Regions from separate parts of the Mus musculus genome. Here regions 2 and 3 are each linked to region 1. Evidence: chromatin loops called from intact Hi-C (ENCODE). Cell type or tissue: left cerebral cortex. All regions are shown on one strand. Links, peaks and the distances in the headings refer to the core of each region. The heading gives the core; the rest is flanking DNA.

Region 1 (4,626 bases), core at 1,194-3,693:
AGAAAATAACTCACTGTCGCCAGGCTGGGAAGGAGATGGTCTCACAGTTGACAGCTAGAGACTACCAGGTTCTGATTCTAACTCTATGGTCCTGTAGGTTACTTAACGCTTAGGCTTTTGTTTCCCCCTCTAAAAGATGGGCGTAGTAAATGACCTCTCTCATTCATGGGTTGGATCAGAGGCTGAAATGGTTAAAGCAATATATGAGAGTCCTAGATCAGCAATAGCTCTATCACGGGGGCTCCCAGAGGGTGGTGTCTGTGTGTGTGTGTGTGTGTGTGTCTGTGTGTGTGTGTGTGTGTGTGTGTGTGTGTGTGTGCGTGCTAGGTTGTATCGGAAGTAAGAAGGATTCTGAGCACTCTGACTTCGGGTAGGGGTGCAGCCTTGGTTTCTGTAAGCCCCATTTCTTCATCCTGGAATTGAGGCTAGCCGGCATGAATCCTTTCTTTATTCTCTCATCCGGATTCAGAAGGCTATGCAGGGGACAGACTCTAGAAGTTACCAACAAGCTGCTTCTTTGAGACCCCAGATTCCCAGCAGCCCAGCTGCATCATTCCCCACCCCCACCCCTGATCTTTGGGCTGTTGCAGCTGCCATCTCTGGCTGGGCAGCGCCCTGGCCCAGTCCCAGGCTATACACCCTCTAGCTGACGTGCCTATCCCTTCCTGCGAGCTTAGACCTGCCTTTGGTCTAGGCTTGGCTCATCCCAACCTGTCAGACAGGGACGGTGATGAGACATGAGCCCGGGAAAGGTGGAGAAGAAGGTCAGGGTGACCGTCATACCCCAAAGGACCTGGATCAGGGGTGGTACCTGGGGGGCATCATTCCTGGGGAGGGCAGGAGCAGAGCACCAGGGCTTCACTATCGATGATGGTCTGTGCCTTTAAGCAAAGAGAACGATGTGGCTGAGCTTGCTGCACTGACCTTTCTACCCAGTTTGCTCATCCGCCTCTCCTCTCTCCCTGCCTGTGACAGGTGCCCCCCGTGTACGTACTCCGGAGGTCGACGGACGGGGCCCCAGTGCAAGTCTTTGTGCCTGAGAACGGAGAGATTATCAGCCAAGTGTAACTCTTCTGAACGCCTTGCCTCGTGCGGGAAAAGACTTTTCTATTGGAGCTGGGGTCGAGGACCCCCTCACCCTTAAGTGCTTCTTTCATCTCCCCTCCCCTCATCGCAGGCCGATGATGCAGAGCTGAGACCTTTCGGTTTTTTTACATGTGTTTCCCAGAAGTCCTGACCTGAGGATTTATATCTGTGATTTGTCTTATTCTTTAATAACATGATTATGCTTTATCCCCCAGAGTCTGGCCTTTTGGACTAATGTCGAGCTGGACTAATCGACAGCATTTGTCTCCTTATGTAGGACAAGTGGCATAGAGGGCCCCTTGAGACGTCCCATATGCTCTGGGCCCTCTTTCTGAGATACCTGTTGCTTCTTAAGGCTGGAGGCCGGATGTGGGACTCCCTCAACAGGGACTCTTCCCTTGTTTCCCAGATGCTGGGCAGAACTCTCCTCTCCCCTTCAGGGCACAGGCATTTCTGTCATGGTGTTCTTCCCATACCCTACAGTAGTCCCAACCTCCACTTGCCATATTGTATGGCTTCTGAGCCCCTTCCCCAGTGCATAGATGCCCCCCCCCCAACCCAGTGTATTCTCTGGATCCCTAAGTGCCTTAGATCCTGAGCCACAGAGCTGAGAGACTTCTGAGTGCTAGTGCCTCCCCACACCTGAGCATCCTTCACATTAATTAACTTATTGGTCTTACCTAACAGCTATCTCGTGTGGTTGCACCGTGGCGGTGCCCTCCGTTACAGGGCAACCTTGTGCCAAATACTTCAATAAAATCTGATTGGCCCAGCTGAGGATGAAGGATTCTGTGTGTGTGCTGAGTTGTTTTTTTTGTTTGTTTGTTTGTTTTGACCAAGCACAGAGTGGGCTCCTTGAGATGGCTGCCTGGTTTGGTCATGACTCTAGGGAGCAAGCAGAGTGACAGACAGAAACTCAAGCTGCTTCTCTGAGCACAGGGAATCCAGCAAAGCTCCTCAAGGTCTCCAGAGCCTGAACTTTTAGCTCAACTGTTAAAATCTGGAAAGCCCAGATTCCATTTTCAGCACCCTCATGGCAGCTCCATGGAGTAACCTTGGAAGGCACTTCAGCGCTTTGTGATCCCTTTTTCTCTGGCTTCAGATGGCCCAGGCTCAGTGGTTTGAGGCTTATTTGAAATTGTTCTTGTGGCTGGAAAAACAGGCGTTCCTTGGGTAAGGAGGGGCTCTCCATAAGACCCCTTCTGTGTTTTTGCAAAAGGTGGAGAGGGAGGGGTAGTAGGAGGAGAGGGGTGTTGGAGGGAGGCTGCAACTTTTTCTGCTGCCCTGTAGGGGGTGCTCAGGACTTGAGAGCAGAGCGCCTGCTATGGCTACAGTTTCTGGAGAGCTTGTGGCCTGAGTCTGAGGTAGCAGCTCTGTGTCAGGCAGAGAAAGGGGTCTCTGTTTTGCCTGTCCCTCTCCACAGTCAAGGAAGAGGTAGGTCACAAAGGGCCAGGCAGATGGCTATGCAGGGGTGACGCCAGTGCTGCACTTGGTGGCCAGCCCTAGAGACTGTAGGAATCTGGCTTTCAAGGACCTGGCTTTATTAGGCTGGGGGTTGTTCCATGCTAGGGGTTGGGTGGGAAGGGAAGAGAGTTCCAGGGCCTCTAGAGAAGCTGTGGGCATCCTTATCTCAGACCTGAACATCAATGTAGCTATTAACTGTGGCCAGTAAGGACTTGATTTTGGATGTAACTTATTTTGTGGTAAGTTTGAACTTTATTTTTCCTGTGTTGGGGATGGAACCCAGGGTTTCACACTTGTCAGGCAGGTATTTGGTTTTGTGTTTTAGCCATCTGTCATCTGTTAGGCCCAGAAAAATACATTTTAGGGTTTTTTTTTTTAAATGTATATGGGCGTACCATGTGTGTGCAGTGCCCACTTTGGCTAGATGAGGGCATCAGCTTCCCTGGAACTGGAGTTACCGTGAGCACTTTTAACCGTTGAGCCATCTCTCCAGTTCCCACCCCCAATTCCAGGTAAAGCTTGATCAGAGGGTTCTGTTGTAATAATCTTTCTAGGTGGCAAAGAGGTTGAAGTATCTATATATCTATATAGCTATAGATATATAGATATGGGAGGCTGTTAAGAAAAAATGGGGGATAGCTAAGTTCTTGTAAGCAGCCAGCCTTGAAATGTGCCAGTGTGAGGAACTGGTTGGGCATAACTCCTTTCAGTTTCAGTCCATAGGCTAGCTCTACACCTGAGCATCCATGTCTGGGAGTTGCAGGCACGTTAGAGTCCTTAGCCTCCCCTCCTGGATGGCAGAAGGGACATCCTAGAGAATGGGAAAGAACCCTCTGCTAAGAACAGCTTCAGAACCTGACCTTAAGACATCAGAACCACAGATAGAAACTTCCCTGGGAGCCAGCTTGAGTCTGAGATTGCCACAGGAGATCCTTGGCTGGTGCCTGCATGACCCATAAGGAGTCAGGGTTCTTCAAGGGGGGTTGTGCACTTTCCCCAGAAACAGGAGATAAAATGGGAAACTAGCAAACAGGACCTAGCATGGGCACTGTCCAGTCAGTTCTTGTGGTTCTGTTTTGTTTGTTTGTTTGTTTTTTCTCTTCTCTTCTCTTCTCTTCTCTTCTCTTCTTTTCTTCCCCCTCCCCTTTCCCCCCTCCCCTCCCCTCCCCTCCCCTCCCCTCCCCTCCCCTCTTCTTTTCTTTTCTTTTCTTCTTTTCTTTTCTTTTCTTTTCTTTTCTTTTCTTTTCTTTTCTCTTCTTATTCTGCCCTCATGCCATGGATAAATGCAGAGCCTCAGGACATGCTGAACAAGTGTTCTGCTATCTCCAACCCTGTCCTTGTAAATGGTCAGGCTGCCTCCTGCAGCCTTCCCCTATACTAAACCTGCATCACTAAGAAGACCAGACTCTCATCAGGCCTGACTGCTGGTCTCATTACAAGCTGTTGGATCCTGTCCTGGGTGGGCAAATGAATCTACACTCCGAGGAGAGAAATCTGAACAGAGTAACATTTCGGTCATCGATGTACGATGTCTTGTTAGAGCCAAGTTTATCAGGTAAGCAGTTTTCTGTAGGCCTGGGTATCACTAATCTTACTGAGGCAGTTTGGAAGTGATAATGGCTCCCTGGCCCTTGCTAGAGATGTCACTCTAAGGGCTATCCCTTTCATAACTACTCTCTAAGGCCTGCTCCTTCTGCAGGCTCATCTCCCTCAGAGGCCTGGAGCTTAGCTGGGCGTTGATATGGTCTGAGATATTGAAAGCTCACCTAGAGGCAACTAGACGTTCAGTGGAGCCCTAGATGTTTAAAGCCTGTAGGTAGTATGGAAAGATCTTTCCATACTACCTACAGGCCAATAACCTCTTAACCAACACTTGATTTTTAGACTAGAGGTGTCCAAATTCCAAGTTCTTATAGCCCTAATCCTTTAAAATTTAATTTCACTTTATTTCTTTACCATGTGTGTGCATACACATGTACAATGTGCATGCATGCCATGGCATATGTGTGGAGGTCAAAGAACAACTTCCAGGAGATGGGTCTCTCCACCACATGGGTCTAGAACATTAAGCTTAGA
Region 2 (4,626 bases), core at 928-3,427, 97 kb after region 1:
CTCTTCCCCTGCCAGGCCAAGTGGGGTCTATATGGCGCTTCCTCCCAGGCTTTTGCCCCTGTTACCTGGCACGGGGAAGGAGGCACCTGGCCTTCAGGCATTCCTCTCTGGGTCATCGGTCTTTTCAGTTTGTCCACATGAGATCTGCTGTGAGGTCCTGTGGGCCAAGGAAGGCAAGGTCAGTGGGGCTGCCGACCCCTGATGGGGGGAGTCATCAGAGTCTTGCTTGGGCAGCTACAGCAGGTAGTTGAGAAGGTAGACACACGTTGAAACCTAAGCAACTCCAGGCCAGACAGAACTGGCTCAGCTCTCCCTGCCCAGCACTTTGTCCTTATGGTTTGGGGGAGGCTGAGGGGTAGACTTGCCAGCAAGCTCTTGCTCAGTATGGCTATGTGTGTTGGCAAGCAAGGGAGTACCCTCACTGTTACTGAACCCCAGAAATCTTGGGGCTGCTACCGTCACACAGTGATCCCAGACCCACAGGGAGACTGCATGACCACCTGCCAAGGACTCCACAACCTAGGGGTCAATTGTGCAGGGATTGTCCTTCCAGGAACCCAGTAAAAGGGAACTCCAGGCTAGGCTACACAGAAGGGAGCTGTAGGCCTGCACAAAGGCCGATAGCGTGAACAAGCCTTCCCCACCCATTACCCCTTCCGTTCAGCTTCCCATTTGGAGCCTTCCTCAACCTGACGATAGTGTTCTTCCTCCCAGGACCCTCCAAGGCTCTAAGGGAAGAGGGAGCACTCCCAAACGCCTCTAGGAGAAGGCTCAGCTTCTTAGTCACAGAAAAGACTGACCTGAGGCCCTGCAGGGCTGACTGAGGGGTCCTTCTCTGGTAACAGGCATGTCCGCCTCTCCCAAGAACTCCCGTTCATAGCAGATGCTGAAATGGGAGCAGAGCAGGCTGAAACCCATCCACAGAGGTACCAGTGAACATCCAATCAGAGTGCAGGAGCCTTCACGCCAGGGCTGGTTCTGCTAGAGCTTGACTCTAGCTGTCCTTGCCTCTGAGGGAGCAAGCCAAACTCACGGCTGCTTCCACTCCTGCTCAATGCTTCCCCTACTCTTCTCACACTCTGCACGACCTCAAGCCCTCTTAGGGCCCTAGCTGTCAGTCCTGATGACACATGGGCTCACCTGGGAAGCTGTGGTGAGGACCATTGGCTGGGGAACCCACTCTAGACACGGGTAGTTTTGAAAGCTCCAGATATTGCTCATGTGCAACTGAAACCGAGAAGTGTTCTGGGCCTTTCCAGCCCGCGTCATTAGGAACACTTCTGTACTCTCGGTACACCTAACGGGTCCTAATTGGTCACCATTGTACCACGTGACACCCACCCACCCACAGCAGAGCCCAGGTCTGGTGCTTCTGTATTGCCACACTACCTAGCACCATGGTGACCCAAAGACATGGCTACCCTTCAAGCAATCTGGGCTGCATTCAAGAGGCCTCTTTGGACTGGAGTGAGGCGTTGGCAGTCCTGACTAGGGAAGTAGTTGTTCAGCTGGCTTCTGCCCTGTCTTCCCAATGAGACTGCTATTCAGTTGGCCCGTCCGGAGCAGAAGTCCCACTGGGAACCCAGCCCCTGAGTTATGATGGCTAAGTGGCTCTACAGCATCATATGCCACTTAAATCACAGCTGGGATTGACGTGATGGGAGTGTGGTGGTTGGAATGGGAGTGGCCATGTTGGAGTAGGTGTGGTCTTGGAGGAAGTGTGTCTCTGTGGGGGTGGGCTTGGAGACCCTCCTCCTAGCTGCCTTCTCCTGTTTGCCTTCGGAACCAGATGTAGAACCCTCAGTTCCTCCTCCAGCACCATGCCTGCCTGGATGCTGCCATGCTTCCTGCCATAATGATAATGGACTGAACCTCTGAACCTGTAAGCCAGCCCCAATTAAATGTTGTCCTTATAAGAGTTACCTTGGTCATGGTGTCTCTTCATAGCCATGGAAACCTAAGACAGAACTACCCAAATCTGACAACTGACCTTATCATTCACAGTTTCCTATAGTGTACGCTACTGCTGGAGGCCCTTTCTTAAACTGTACTATGTAACCAATACATTTCAGTGCCTTCCAACTGAGAAATCACAGAAAGGTTGGCTTAGGTTTGTGGCCGATGTTGGCAAGAGTCTGCCCCCTGCTGGCCAAAGACACCCCTTCAGGCCAGGTTTGCCCTCTTGTGCTAGGGGTGTAGAGTGGTCTCCAAGGACACATAGCTAACAAAGGACATTATACAAATTTCAGGATGCCTCCTTCCCTCTCAAACATATCTCAGAATTCATATTCCCGTGGCCAGCAGTTACCACTGTTACCTGGAAAACACTGGGTTGTTTCTATGGCTGCTGTTGCCATAGGCAACATTGGCATTGGCGTTGTTGGTATTGGCACGAGCAAGAGGGTGGGTGCCTGGGTTCTGAGGGAAGTCCTCCAAGAAGACTGGTGACTCCAGCTCTTCCATCTCTATTTCAGCAAATTGGAGGGGTCTTTGGTTGGCCATGACAGGGGGCAGAGAGTTGGTCCTTTCCAGGAAGTTGTCCACTTGACCAAACAGGCCTCCCGTCCTCTAGAGGCAAGGGGGAGAGTGAGAAGGCAATGACTGGATATGAGGAGTTCCCTGGGGTTGGGTGGTTGGCTGACAACCTGGGAAGAAAGTGTTAGGAACAAGCAACCTTTAAGGCCAGAAGATAATGCCCTGAAAGACAATACTAGAATACAGTTCACCCTCAGCAAGGTCTAACTTTGATGAACAGACAGGAACCATACAGGTAACGCACACATGGGAACATGGCACACTGAATTGGGAGTCTGCAGAACTCTGTTCTAGCTCCCCCCTAGTTGATTGATATGGGACATTGCATGTCTTCTATTTGGGCCACCATTTCACAAAATCCAATAGAGTTTAATAGGGTGTCCATGAAGAATCGTCAAGATCCCATGGCTTATAACTCTCCACAGAACTAAATATCAGGGGTAGCCTGAATGGAAATGAAATTACCCTTGGGCAATGAAAATAGATATGGGGAATGTAGGAAACGACCGTGTATCATATTTAGTGCATTGGGGCCATAGATTCTGAGTCCCAAAAGATATGGGTGGCAAGGTGTAACTTTAGCTCCCAAATCCATCTTCTGTACATCCTGGCTTCTAGCCTTTCTCTCTCTTGCTCCCTGCTGTGCCTGGTCCCTTAGAAGTGGCCATGGCCTTCACTCACCCGGAATATCCCCTCCTCCATGGCAGCCTCTACCATGGCCCTCTCCAGTTCCTCCTCTGCTGTCAGGTCTCCAGAGATGGCACGGTGGATCTCAGGAGCTGCCTCTTCCTCTATGGTCCGTAATCCAGCCTAGGGGTGGTGAAGTATCAGGGTGATCGTGCATTCCAGGAGTTGGGACCACAAATGCTTTTCCTGGCCCCACTTGTTTTGAATCCCTGAACCTCTAGCTCTCCTGAAACCTGTTCTCCAGCTTGGACCAATATCACAGGGCTCTGAGGGCCCACGGTCCTGTTCTGGCCTGAGGGAGACAATCTGCATTCTGAAAAGAATGTAAGGGCCTTTCTGGGATTGTGTAGGTAGAGACTTTGTATCCCTTCCACCCAAGCCTCTCAGTGGAGAATCTTTTTGTTGATATGTGTTTTTTAGCCAATGAAATGTTATATATCAGAAGCAAAAAAGCAAATCAAAATGAATGCCACCTGATAATTTTCAAAAAGGACACAGGATCATGTCTGTGACATTCTTACCTAAAACGTACATTTTCAGTCTTGTATGAGGAAACATCATACCAACCCAGACTGAGGGACAGCTGGCCTGTGTCCTCAAAAGAGTCAAGGTCACATTAAGGAAGGACTGCCAAGTGACTGATTCCAGAAAGCAAGGTACCAAGGCAGGATGCTGTGCATGCAAGGTGTATGATCCTGAGTTGGATTCTTTTTCATTGAGGTGAGGAATGGAGGGTAGCTATGAATCAACACTAACTTCCTAGTTTTAGTGGTTGTATTGTGGCTATGTAGGAGAATTATGTAGGGCAAGGCCATGTTTTCTGGAAATTTACGCTAAAGTATTCTGAGCTGAGGGGGTGTCATGTAAGTTATCCTTAAATGGCTCATATCAAAATGTGCAATTGTGTAAAAGATAAAGTTATTTCAAAACTGCAAAGGCAATTCGAATTCTTATTGAACACGTGGCCCACATGTGTGTGTGTGTGTGTTTGTGGTTGTGTGTGTGTGGTTGTTGTTGTTGTTTTTTTGAGACAGGGTTTCTTTGTGTAGCCCTGGCTGTCCTGAAACTCACTCGGTAGAGCAGGCCGGCCTCAAACTCAGAAATCTGCCTGCCTCTGCCTCCCAAGTGCTGGGATTAAAGGTGTGCGCCACCACTGCCCAGTGTATGGGTTGTTTTTAAAGATTTATTTATTTATTTTAACTTTATATGTATGGGTGCTTCGCCTTTTTATTATGTCTGTGTACCGTTTATGTGCAGTGCCCACAGAGGCCAGAAGAGGGCATCAGATCTTGTGGAACTGGAGTTACAGATGGTTGTTAGCTGCCCTATGGGTGCAGGGAACTGAACTCAGGTCCTCTGTTGGAGCAACAGGTGCTCTCAACCCATAAGCTATCTCTCTAACCC
Region 3 (4,626 bases), core at 928-3,427, 250 kb after region 1:
TCAGCAAAGAGAGCAACCCCACAGGGGGCCGGAGGGCTGGAGCCTTGGGCTGGCAGTGAGGATAGAGGGTCTCTGAGAGAACCTTGGAGTGAAGACAGGAGGCAAGGCCCCCACAGGCACCTTGGCAGCAGGAGAGATACCCAAGAGGGCAGGTCAGATGTCTGTGGCCAGGCACAAGATGCTACCCAGAGCCCCAGATCCAGATACCAGCCTGGCACTGGCCGCTCTTCTTCAGAGGCCCGAGGTAGGTACTCCCAGCTGGTGGCTCTTATAGGGTGGAGCCAGAGGGTAGAGTCCTTGGACACAGGGGTGCCTACTTGCCAGTTCTACCTTCGGCACAGGAACTCATCACTACCGGTGTCTCTATTTCCCAGAATCCCTTGCAAATTCAAGGAGCCTCCGCTCCTGCTCCTTTCCTCTCCCCGTGCAGAAGGGATCCAAGCTATGTGAAACTCAAAGGTCTGCTTGGTGTTAACTCTTGAAACTCCATGTCCAAGGTCCCAGAGTATTAGCTTGCCTCTGTGACTCCAAATGCCTCTCTGTGGGACTCGGGGGGTATATGTGGGGGGTTCTTTATATCTCCCTTACACCCTGATCTCTGTGCCAGCCTAGGGAAATGAGAAGCCGGGCATTGCGTCTTACTGAGCCCTGTGGGCAGGACCATAGAGGCTCCCCAGAATTCAACACAGGCCAAAGCTGGGCTGTGGGGACTTCCTTTGTATCTCTCTAGGCTCCATGGACCACTTCTCTCAGGGTCTGACTGATACAGAGGTGCAACTGGGGGAAGCCGCCATAGTCTCCTGTACTCTTGCCAGTGACCTGGGACCTGGCACGTGGTTCAAGGATGGAGTCAAGGTACTGACACCTCACACCTCATAGCCCGCCTTGCCTAACTAGTGGGGTCAGGGACCATGGCAAAGCAGAGAAGTAGACCGAAGAGACTTTATAGAAGTTTTCACTCTATTTCACTATTTTACTGATGTTTCTACTTTGGGAGACATTTAGACAGTGGGTGTGTGGTGTGTTTTGAATAAACACATTATGAATCTTGAATGACACTCTCCCATTATCCTCTCTCACGAGTTCCACTCAGCCTCCAAGGCCTTATGCAAGCCCATTGGTCTCATCCTGACCAGCTGGGCTCACTGGTCTCTCTGAGCAGCTTCTCTGAGCCCCATCAAAGTGGTCACACCAGGTGGCACAGCACGGTGGTGTCAGTGGAGTCTGACTCCTGATCCCTGCTCTTCTGTTAGCAATTATGTGACCGCGGACAAGTTGTTCAATAACAGCGCTCATCTCCTAGGGCTGATTTGAGAGTTGATGGCCAGCTGGGGCTCACTGGTCTCTCTGAGCAGCCACTGATCTCTGAGAAGCATGGACAGGCATAGGTGGCAAGTGGTAACAACCATGTAGTCCACAGGGCAGTTATTAGTGCTGAACTGGGCAGGGTGGGAGTGGCCATCTCCATGGTGATCTTTGCCTCCAGCTCACTGCCCAAGATGGAGTCATCTTTGAGCAAGATGGGCTCACGCACAGACTGATTCTCACCCACGTGGAGGGGACCCAGGCTGGGAAATACACTTTTGTAGCCGGCTGCCAGCACAGCGAGGCCAGCCTGACCGTGCAGGGTGAGGCCCACCACCAGGTGAAATGTTCCTCTATGGAAGCCCTGAATCCTTCACTTGCCTGCAATCTTCTCAGTCTATGAAGATTGTTTATGAAGCCAACCCATGCCTTCCCCAACCCAGCGTCTTATCTATCTCCTTCCTTACTAGGAAGTTCTCGGTGAGGTCTGACCCTGGCCTTCTCTGCTGCAGACCCAGCCCATTCCCTTTACTAGTCCTCATGAGGTGGGGTAGGGAGTTCCTTCTCCAGGCTCTTCCCATGATCCCCAGTGGCCCAGAACTTGGTCCTCTCTGATTCTTTTACTCTTTTTCTTTTTTTTTTTAATCTCCAGATCCCCCCACCATTGCTCCAGATGTGACAGAGACACTGAGAGAGCCACTGGTGTTCAAGGCTGGGAAGCCAGTCACCGTGAAAATCCCTTTCCAGAGCCGCCTCCCTGTTCAGGCTGCCTGGAGGAAAGATGGGAACGAGGTGGTGGGCGGCGACCACAAGGGCATCCAACTGGCTCTGGCAGATGGCTACACATGGCTGTGCCTCCCCAGCGTGTGCAGGAAGGACAGTGGCCGGTACAGCGTGACGCTGAGGAGCGAGGGAGGCTGTGTGCAGGCTGAGTTCACCCTGCAAGTTATAGGTGCTGACCCTGCCTGTTCTCCAGCCAGGGCCCCAGGGTTCTGGGGTCCCAGGACCTCCCTGGGAGCCTGGACCGGTCTGGGGATGGACTCTGCTAGCCTTGGTCTTTATTTGCATGAGAGTTAAGATCCTAAGCCACCCCTACTGACCCATTTTCCCTGTCCCCAGACTGCCTAGGAAGAAGAGATAGGCCAAGACCAGGTACAGGCTGGTGGACCCTGTTGTGTGAGCTCTAACACAACAGTCTGGGGGGAAGATTAGTGGAATGGTGGCCCCTAGTCTGTACCAGCAAGGTCAGATTGCCTGTACAAGAGGACTAAGCAGAAGGTCATGCTGGCTACTGAATAGGGCTAGGTACAGGCTGGAGGTCCCATTCCATCTCCTAAGGCAGGACTGGGGAAGTAGAGACCAGAGACACCAAGAGACATTTGGAACCTACCCAGGAGCTCCGCCTTGCCTCAGCCTCTGGCTGTGTCAGGAACCATGTGTATCTCTGGGCTGTCCATCCCTTTACAGACTTATCCGATGATGAGGGGGTTAAGTAACATGCCCCCTCCCAGCTTCTCTGACTCCTCTCTCCTCCTGTTTCTCTCCACGGGTCCTCAGACAAGCCTCAGCCCCCACAAGGACCCCTGGAGGTTCAGGATTGCCACAGAGCAGGTGTCTGCCTCCGCTGGCTACCCCCGAGGGACAACGGGGGCCAGGTCATACAACACTATGTGGTGGAGAGGCGACAGGCTGGAAGGAGCACTTGGTTGAAGGTGGGCGAGCCCCCATCAGACAGTACCAGCTTCACCGACACCAGCGTGGAGCAGGGAAAGAAATATGCCTTCCGTGTGCGGGCTGTGACCTCAGTGGGAGCCGGAGATGCCCTGGAGTCAGAGGAGGTGTTGGTGGCTCCTGAGGGTGAGAGAACAGATAACATTTGGATACAGAACTCCTCTGCTCTCTCTACTATGGCCAGGATACAGCCTGAGAGTCACTAGCTATGCTTTGGGGATGGGAATGGGGTGGGACTTGAGGCCTTTGTAGAGCACAGTAGACATACCTTACTATGACTTCTTTTGGGATTTGGTAGCCTTTTACGGTTCTTTGAGGCTGAGACACACAGCCCCCTTCTCTCAGGACCTGCATAATGGCCAACATCATTCTCTAATCACGTGTCCTTGTTCTGGAGCAAGCTATCAGTAGGTGAGGTTAAGGGATCTCAGAACTGGCTCCAACCAAGGCAGGAGAGCATTTTCTGTCCTATCATCTCTGTCCCAGAACAGCAAGTATAGTGTGACAAGAAACGCTGAGTCAGCACTGGAATGCTTGAGACGGCAGAGTGTGACTGTGCCCCTAGATTCCCGTGCCCTCTCCTCACAGCCCCACCTCCCACAAGCTGGTACTTCTGCTGACTGGCTTCCCTCTGCCCTCAGCTCTCCCGGGGCCCCCTTCTGCCCCAGCCATCCTGTCAGCCTCCAGTCAGAGCATCACTCTCACATGGGGGGCACCACAGGGCCCTGGCAGTAACCACATCCTGGGCTACCTGATCGAGAAGCACAAGAAGGGGAGCAACACCTGGATGGCTGTGAATGAGCAGCCCGTGTCTGGTGAGTTGGTCTGAGGGCAGCTTCTCGCTGACACCATTCCAAGCTGCCTTAAAGCCCCTCCTGGCTACAGCGTCCCTTGGTGTCACTAGTGAGAATCAGTTTAACATAGATGCTGTTCAGCTGATGTGGTTTTGTCCCCATTGTGGGGGCATTTAGCAACGCCTAGAGCTATTTGTGACAGTCACAGCTGGGTGGAGAATACATGCTCTTGACATCTTGTGTGAAGAAGACAAGGATGCTGCTAAACACCCCACCCCCAAACCCCAAAGATTCACCCAGCAAGGTCTATCAGCAGAGGACCCCTAGAATAGAAGTGTCGGACTGGAAGCCAGCTCTCCTTCCTACCCCCTCACACACACTTCAGGCTTTGACCATGGGCAGCCCGCTTCCTCTGTAGATCTCGGTTTCCTTGCTGATGACACAGACAGAAGGGGCCCCACCCTCTAGTTAGTATCCTAGGAGCTAGCTGCTTCCAGAGATAAGAAAAAATCTGGACGAGACTGAGGCTGAAGCAGGTGCTACAGAAGCTTCCAGAACCCCATGCATGGCTGTGCTCTGTGTGTACTGGAAGCCCAACACCAGGCTCAGGACAAACTGTCAGGAGTCCGGTAATGGCAATGCCACTTAGGAGTTAAGGCTACTTGGGGACCATATCCTCACATCTCTAATGTCACCATTTAGTATATTTAAGTATTATGACTCTGTGAGGCAGCATGAATCAGAGACATCAAAGGGCCATCATGACCATCTGGCAAGGCTGAGGCAAACCAGATGG

What was found. A loop is a pair of places that touch in the nucleus more often than their neighbours do. Peaks named below come from ENCODE experiments on the same cell type or tissue, not always from the same donor. Only the 100,000 strongest peaks of a DNase experiment are listed, where the experiment ranks them.
Region 2: a loop joins it to region 1, with 2.3 times the contacts of the local background. A loop is called at or near these places in 3 of 42 quality-filtered maps.
Region 3: a loop joins it to region 1, with 2.0 times the contacts of the local background. A loop is called at or near these places in 3 of 42 quality-filtered maps.

What each region holds. Positions count from the first base shown.
Region 1 is chr1:136,210,768-136,215,393 of GRCm38, reverse strand. It overlaps Mroh3 (maestro heat-like repeat family member 3), which reads left to right and starts at 2,574. Exons shown (of 23, transcript NM_001329610.2): 1 at 2,574-2,789; 2 at 3,991-4,105. The coding sequence starts at 4,018. It overlaps Inava (innate immunity activator), which reads left to right. Exons shown (of 10, transcript NM_028872.3): 10 at 976-1,872. The coding sequence ends at 1,068. In left cerebral cortex, for the core only: a CTCF peak has its summit at 2,383 (motif pointing right); a DNase peak (open chromatin) is centred at 2,404.
Region 2 is chr1:136,113,867-136,118,492 of GRCm38, reverse strand. Cacna1s (calcium channel, voltage-dependent, L type, alpha 1S subunit) reads right to left here. Exons shown (of 44, transcript NM_001081023.2): 39 at 3,217-3,345; 40 at 2,318-2,568; 41 at 801-886; 42 at 51-157. Among named protein-coding and RNA genes, the nearest start is that of Gm15850, 15 kb to the left of the region's middle. In left cerebral cortex, for the core only: a CTCF peak has its summit at 2,155 (motif pointing left); a DNase peak (open chromatin) is centred at 2,151.
Region 3 is chr1:135,962,294-135,966,919 of GRCm38, reverse strand. It overlaps Igfn1 (immunoglobulin-like and fibronectin type III domain containing 1), which reads left to right. Exons shown (of 27, transcript NM_177642.3): 15 at 1-244; 16 at 731-855; 17 at 1,487-1,628; 18 at 1,958-2,257; 19 at 2,863-3,162; 20 at 3,678-3,851. Among named protein-coding and RNA genes, the nearest start is that of Igfn1, 42 kb to the left of the region's middle. In left cerebral cortex, for the core only: no CTCF peak of the experiment used is centred there; a DNase peak (open chromatin) is centred at 2,117.